Regions from separate parts of the Homo sapiens genome. Here all the other regions are linked to region 1. The links are chromatin loops, found by intact Hi-C in ENCODE. Cell type or tissue: dorsolateral prefrontal cortex. All regions are shown on one strand.

What was found. Hi-C counts contacts between places; a loop is a spot of excess contacts. Peaks named below come from ENCODE experiments on the same cell type or tissue, not always from the same donor. Only the 100,000 strongest peaks of a DNase experiment are listed, where the experiment ranks them.
Region 2: it touches region 1 in a loop (12-fold over the local background); 58 of 110 quality-filtered maps call a loop at or near these places.
Region 3: a loop joins it to region 1, with 2.9 times the contacts of the local background. A loop is called at or near these places in 2 of 110 quality-filtered maps.

Annotation. Positions count from the first base shown.
Region 1 is chr1:88,302,235-88,304,734 of GRCh38, forward strand. No RefSeq gene overlaps it. Among named protein-coding and RNA genes, the nearest start is that of PKN2, 380 kb to the right of the region's middle. In dorsolateral prefrontal cortex, CTCF peaks have their summits at 1,092 and 1,294; a DNase peak (open chromatin) is centred at 1,065; H3K27ac peaks cover 316 bases.
Region 2 is chr1:88,179,442-88,181,941 of GRCh38, forward strand. No RefSeq gene overlaps it. Among named protein-coding and RNA genes, the nearest start is that of LINC01773, 270 kb to the left of the region's middle. RefSeq lists a silencer at 1,186-1,235. In dorsolateral prefrontal cortex, CTCF peaks have their summits at 1,284 (motif pointing right) and 1,489; a DNase peak (open chromatin) is centred at 1,260.
Region 3 is chr1:88,461,663-88,464,162 of GRCh38, forward strand. LOC105378839 (a long non-coding RNA gene) reads left to right here and starts at 1,226. Exons shown (of 2, transcript XR_947573.2): 1 at 1,226-1,721. RefSeq lists an enhancer at 1-1,163. In dorsolateral prefrontal cortex, no CTCF peak of the experiment used is centred here; DNase peaks (open chromatin) are centred at 989 and 1,457; H3K4me3 peaks cover 2,078 bases; H3K27ac peaks cover 2,500 bases.

The DNA.
Region 1 (2,500 bases):
CTTAAGAGGGCACAATGATGTTGGACAACAGATCTATTTGTTTAAACTCAGAATAATGACAAAAAAAAGAGGCCCAATTTTATCTCTTCCATCACCAATAAACCTTTAGTCTTCTTCTTGTTGTATTTTAAGTCCACTATTAAGACCTGTCCAAGCATAAGCATTTATTTACAACAAATATTAAACTAAGGAAGATTCTTTCAAACTATCAATTAAATCATACTAATCACAGATGCAGCATGCACATTGAAATAAGTATCTATATAATCAAGCTTTGCACATAGGAACCATTTTGTTCTGGTTACCTCACAGTACTTTCCACCAAATAAAATTCTGGGTCATCCCATTTTGGAGGCACAAGAAAAACAGTGATTAATCCTTAAGAGCAAGGTCACGTTAAAAATCAGGGAGAAAATCAAGAGAGGACTGCATGAGGACCAAATGCTGTCATCTCTCCTGCCCAGTAAACTACACTCCTTCCTCAAAGGACTGTTACATTTCTGGTGGGAAAGAATCTCACCTTTAAGAAGCTGAAACTTACCCACTTGAACAGGTGCAAGGACCAGATGACCAGTTGTTCCCTTTATGGACTATCGACAAACATCACTTAAAAAAATAATAATCATTGGCAAGTGCTAAAAACCAGCCAATTGACACAATGTCTTCATAAAACGAAATTCAGGAGAGAGGAGAGAAAATAATGCAGAATCAGAGTAACCTTGGATGCAACCAAACTGTCACCTGTGGTCCATGCAACAAAAGCCTTCCACATAGCTTCGTGAGTTAAGGACAACAGATTAATTACAACATTGACTTCTGTTGCTGTTTCAGAATCATGTTGTCTGAGTATTATGTTAGTCTCATTTTTCTATTTGTAAACAGATCTAACTTATCTCTATAGAACAGTAGAAGAGGAAAAAAAGGTTCTCTTGCCATTAGTGAGTTTTATTTTTCTTGATTAAATAAAGGTTTGTGAACTATAAAGAGTACAAATTTAACATGCTGTAAAAGCAACAAGAAAAATTCACGCAGAGCACAGACGAGAACAAAATTCAAGCCCTGGCATTCTTCACAGGAACCAAGGGCCCCATCTGCTGATGTTTAAATGTACTACAGTAGCAAACAGATTTAAAAAAAATAAAAAAAATCTTATTGAACTAAAATACAATAAAGAGCCTGAAGCTGCAGAATCTTAGCAGCAGAAGGCACCTTTAGAAGTTAGAGAACCTGCCCCTGATCCAACACTTCTCACCCTTTTCTGTACTGCTGCATAGCTGTATGGAAGTTATTTGGAGCAGACAGTAGTTTATTTTTAATTTTCTTAGTTCTCAGGAAAAAAGTGCCAAGCACTACCTTCACTGGCCACCACCTCTCTACTGACAGACCTTTGGCTGAAGTGAGTTCTCTAGTCCCTTTAGTTGATGGCTCTTGTTTTGAAGTGACTGGATGGTTAGGGTCTTAATAATGGGTTTTGATGCTGCCCATTTTGATGATAAGGAGGAAGACATTCCCATTACTTCTTAGCCTTGCCTCCAACATGGGATAGTACTAGGGTCCTTTCTCTGCCTTTCTCTGAAGTTTGTTTGGTTTATGACCATTTTTGCAACTAAGCGAGTACGTAAAGCATAACAGAAAGACCCTAGATGGGTTAGAATAATGCAGTTTAGGGGTCTAGTCCATCTTTGGTAATACTCACTACTGTCCTGTTCTGTCTAGCTCTCCTCTCCTCACCTTAAAAATAAGGTGTCAGATTGCATGCTCTTTAAATGGGTTAAGTTCCTTTCCTCCTACCTCTACAATTCATTGTAGCATCCACATAGCACATTGCATATATTAGACACTCAGTAAAAAGCTGATGAACAGACATATTTTCAGTCAAAACTATTTGTTGGTAATTATCCTTTTTATTTAATCTAGCCATTCTGAGTTCCTTATACCCTTTTATATTTGGAATCTAATAATACTTGTAGTGAACATTTATGTTTGGAAAACCAGACCCTTTTAACCTTTATTTAGAAAACTACCCCCAATGTCTTTGGGAGCAAGTATCTCTTCTCCATTATGAACAGTTCAGTGGGACCATCAGTCTATGTTCTACGAGCTCTCCTAGTTGAATTGTGAGCACCTGAACCAAATTTGGCCAACTCTCTCCACTGTGACTTTGACTCCTGTGCAGAGTAAAACAAGAATGGGAAAGCAATGAGGTTAGGGCATTCTGGCAGTATAATCTGAAATGCCTGTCAAATGGTTCCTGTTACCTCAACCCCTAGACCCCAGTAGCTGACCTAGTTCATGTCCTATTTCTGTGATGAATTCTCCAGCCTTTTCTTCAGGAAACTGAAACATCAGGCACAGCTACCCTCTAGGCCTCCCAAGACATTCATTTCCTGCTTTAAGTTAATGTGATAGACATTAGCTGATTGTCTCTCCCACATACAAACCACCTCCCTCCCTTGCTTTCTTCCTAACAAGGCTCTAGACATCTAGTCATGCAATTGGT
Region 2 (2,500 bases), 120 kb before region 1:
CCCAGCCACTCAGGAGGCTGAGATGGGAGGATTGCTGAGCCCATGAGGTCCAGGCTGCAGTGAGCCGTGATGGCACCACTACACCCCAGCCTGGGTGACAGAGTGAGACTCTGTCTCAGAAAAAGAAAAAAAGTCCAAATCACCTTAAAAAACAAAACTGTCAGAAAAGAAAAAATGTAGTTAAGAAATGTGGTTATTCACACAGTTCTTCTCTGGTAGCCATCTTGTTTTCTACCCCAATATATAAGGTCAATAATTCTAAAACAATAAAGAGGGGATGGGGAAACTCCTTACTAACGAAACACTTTAAACGAGCTCCCTAAATACTTTTAACTAGCATTTAATTTATTTTTAATCAGCTGCTTATCATTTATTAAATAAATTCCAAAGGCCCCAGGATTCCACAGCCCTTAGATAGGCTAATCTCCCATTGGGAAGCAACACGTATTAAATAGTTGCTAAACCTTGGTAAATACACTTTTAATAATTAATTCTAGAAGTATTTAACTTGCAGTTATATACCGGATATTTCAGCAATATTGTAATCCATGGGATATTGCCGAGGGATTTCTCAGATTAACACATTTGGGTCCCTGAGTCCCATCTGTATACCTCTATCTGAATTAACAGCAGGTGATTCAACACATGGCTACCAGCTCTGTGTCTGAGTGACCAATGATTTTATTACCATATCAGTGAGATCAAATCAGTGAAATGCATCAGCTGAGGAAATGCTTTGTAAGGGATGAGACAGACGGTGGCTTACAAGTCAACCCGGGTTTTCAAAAATGATAACTACTGAAAAGAAAAATTACTTTTCCTGTTGAGATGTGTAAATATTATGTAGATATTCTAACTCAATCTCTATGATGGATGGCGCTCAATTTTAAACATATTTCAGTAATGCCTTAATTTAATAGAATGGGAGATACACAAGATGTTGAAGGATCAAGGTGAGAATAAATTTTCTTGCACAGATGGTTTAGTCTTGTTCTAAAAATCCATGGGATTCTTATACTTTCCTCTCCATGAAAAAAAAAAAAGGCTTTGCTTTCTTTCCTTTAAAAAGATGTTTTGAGTAACCACTTTGTTAAATTCTGTATATCCAGTCCCATTCCTACTAGCCTTGTGTAACATAACTATAGTTCCTCCCCCCACCAATGTGGAGTAAATTGTTAACACTGAAGTCAGTAGCGACCTTTGTCTTGAGCGGAGCAGTTCACTTCCCCACCCAGGCTGACAGAGACTGCAGATTGACCAGCAGATGGTGCTACAGAGCAGGCAGCAGCCCAGGGCCTAACATCCTGGAGCTCAAGGACTGCATCAAAGACTCTCAAAAGGATCTTTAGTCTTCTGGCTAGTCAGTTATCTCATCGAGTAAGGAACTTGCCATTTCCTGTCTTTTCTCTGCTCCATTCTTTTTCCTCCCTCGTTTCATAAATGTATTTCTTGTACTCTTAAAAACAGCGTGGCCTGTCCATAGCATGACCCTTGAGCTCTTTCCTTCAGGGCACCATGAGATACCTGAATAAACATGGATGGTGACGAAGGCCCTTTCACTCAAAAAGAAGTATACCTTTCCTGCACCAGCTAACACGAAAGCACACACCACGATGATGTTTTAGTAGTGATAAAAATCAAACATTTTCTGGAGCCATTATACTCTAAAATGTTAATGAAGTTTACTTTTTAAAATGTGATCGATAGATGGGGGAAAGTGCCCATAAATTACTAAAGGCAAAAAACATTCTATTAGCATGCAGTGGGTTTCGCAATGTTCGTTGGTCTGTGTTTTACTGGGGGGAAAATTTTTAATCTGCTGAAAGCGTGAGTTCTGTTTTTGTTTTTGTTGTTGTTGTTGTTTTAAAATACCTGTCTTTGTCTTTCATGGTACAAGAGGGATATTTTTAACATGACTCATTTAGGAAATGTAATTCTAATGCAGTATAGCTATAGGTTTCAATTAACGTTCTACCTTTCTGACAGTCTTTACATTACATGTTTTATGAAATCATTAACTATTGTCATGTTTCTATTATGATACTATTAGGAAATAAAGAGACTTATGTAAATGGAGATGTAAAAGAAATGTATGACAGTTACTCCGAGCAACATCTGTGCACTATCATACATGCTCACACTAATTTTCTAAAGATTGTTCCATTCATTATAGAGCATTGTTAGTTGCAGTGGCACAACCCTTATTTCCATGCATTTAGGGAATGAAGCAGAGAGTGGGTAAATGAGAGCCTAATCAATACCACTTTTCATTTTGCATCTAATGTGCTGCCTTTCCCTTTCTTTTCCTCATGCACAAATCCAAAAAAGATCCTGACGTTACAGTCATAAAATGTAATTCTTCTGCAGAAACACAGACAATAATGCTTTCTGTATTCAGGCGTATTGCATATTCTAATGGCATTTGGCTAAATTGAGTATGGATTTAACATCAAAGGCTTCATGAATTTTTCAAATGAGATATTAAAGTCAATATTTCAAG
Region 3 (2,500 bases), 160 kb after region 1:
CTTGCTATTCAGCTTAAAATGCCATTTTATGTAAGCCTGATAATTTCTCCTCAAAAATAAATTCATAAAAATTGCTTGAAAATTCCTGATCAATGTTTTCAGCTCACATAGATATTAAACCGAATTTCCTAAAGCCTGAAAAGTTAATTATGCATTCAATTAGAGTTTCTTAATAAAGATTAAAACTCTGAAGTCTATTACAAGCCCATATTTAATTCAACTGCCATTTTATCCACGCCATGTAAGTGTAAGTGGTAACAATGAATATAAATTATAATACACGCCATAGAAAGAATGCTATTTGTCCAAGAACGTTACTATAAAGAATTAAATTTTGCTATCAGTTCCATGATCTAGTTAAAATTGGTATTCTTTATTTGGTCTTTCAATGTAGTCCAATTTCCTACTTTGAAAAACAAATTCTGGGGAATAAAGAAAAGAGATTAATTTATCATTAAGACTCTGCTTAATTGAAGTCAATTCCGAACAAACTTGAATTCAATTTCTGCTCATTAAATTGAATGTGCTCTGCGTTCCTCTCTGCATTGCTTTGAGCAAGCAGCTGAGAACAAGGGACTAACATCAAAATTATTAAATTGAGGAGATTTTATTTGGTCTTCACATGCCAGAGCCGCTTTGATGAGGAGCTGTTTTGGCACTGAAAGGAAAGAAGAGCAGCTGGAGGAAAAATCAAATGAAACTAAGCCTTGGAAAATTGAAGAAAACGCAAGCTTAATAATATTTAATAATTAAATTTCCACAAACAATAGCGGCAAATGAAGTAATCTGCAAAGTCTGTGAACTCATTTGCATAATTGATGCCGGTCCCCTGTAAATGAATAATGAAGATAATAAAAGATGTTGCTAAAAATGGGCACAATAACAGCAAATTTCATCAAGCCGCGCTCTCTGATTAATCTGCTCTTGCAAATCAGCACCGAGAGGGGAGCGCGTGATTAACCGCGCCGAGGACTGCAGCAGGCGGCGGCGCTGCCCTTTCTCTGCGTGTCTCTGGGCGCGTCCTGCCCGCTCCCCGCGCCGCCCGCGCTCCTCTCGCCGCAGCTGCCGCTGGGGCTGCCGCGGGCGCCGCTCAGCCGGAGCGCGCCTCCGCCCGGCCCGCCCGCGCCCCGCAGCAGCGCGCTCGCTCCTTAACCACTTCGCCGCTGCCTTTCGTCGGGGCCGCGAGCGGGGCGACGGCCGCCCAGCGCCCCTGGCACCCCTGATCTCCAGCCGGGGCTCCCGGCCCGCGCCTTGGTGGCTGGAGGCCCAGGATGAGCCTCGATGGCGAGAGGCCCAGGATGCGCCACCAGGCCGGGCTCACTTCTTTGACGCCGAATAAACTGACAAAACAATTAGCTGGCCGGCTGGGGAAGGTGGTGGGTGACTCAAATGCCAGTCGGCTGCGTGCCCCCGCGCTTAGATGAGTCTGGGATTCTGGGCAGTTGGGACTTTCTTTTCAGGAAAGGAGGTGAGAGGTGCCGGGGAAGCCCACACGAGCAGCCACTCTTGGAGAAATGGGGAATGGCGCTGTAAAAGCGCAGGCCCTCCTCCTCCTCCTTTCTCCCCATCACACAAAAAGGATGGGCCTTGAAAGGGATGAGTTTATTATGCACTTTTAAATGCCTATTCAGAAAAGAACAGGAGGCAAAAATAAAGATGCTTCCCACCCCACCAATTCCCTTCCCTCGAAGAAAAAAGGAAAGAGAAAGCAACCCACAAAGGTAAGCTGGGTATTTCAGATTTTGTGTCTTTTTTTTTTTTTTTGGAATCAAAATAACATTTTCCAGTTTGCCACTTACATTTTCGAGTGTATTTTTCTCAGGGCTAACTCTAGGGGTAATAAAATCTCTGGAAGCTATTATGCCCATATACGTTTTAAGCAGGAGTTTGTGAAAGCAACTTTGCTGAGTGCAAACTTGAGACGATGAAACTGAAAATACTTTGAAAAACACACTATCCTGTTCCAATGGAAATGCTGCACTTTACCAGCTCTCTAGGACAAAGTTGTCTCAGGAAAATGAAATTGTTGATAAACCATAGTTCCAGACTGTTACTTCACAGCCCTCAGATTGCAATCAATCGTAGCCCGGGCCTAACAGGACTGACTCCAGCTTTTCATTTGTTTATAGTGTGTGCAATGTTTTATGCTTCAAATGCACCATGTCAACTATGCAAAATGATGCATAATTTTTGTTTGCATCCTGGATCCACCTCCACAATGGTTTTTGTTTAAAATAAAGGTCATGATTGTTTCCCATTATTACAGAATGGAAACCGATCCTAGACATCTGTGAAACGTATCTTAAAAATTCCACTACTGAGTTGGGAAAAGCAGAGAGTTCATGTTTACTTCATTGGCGAAGTCCAGTTGAATCTACTTAACTCGACCAGCTTTAATCCAATCTAATAAACCATGAGCTTGTTCCTGTGTCAAAAAAAAAAAAAAAAAAAAAAGCCAATATGCTGCCCTGAGCCTGTGAAAGTTGTCAGAAACAAAATG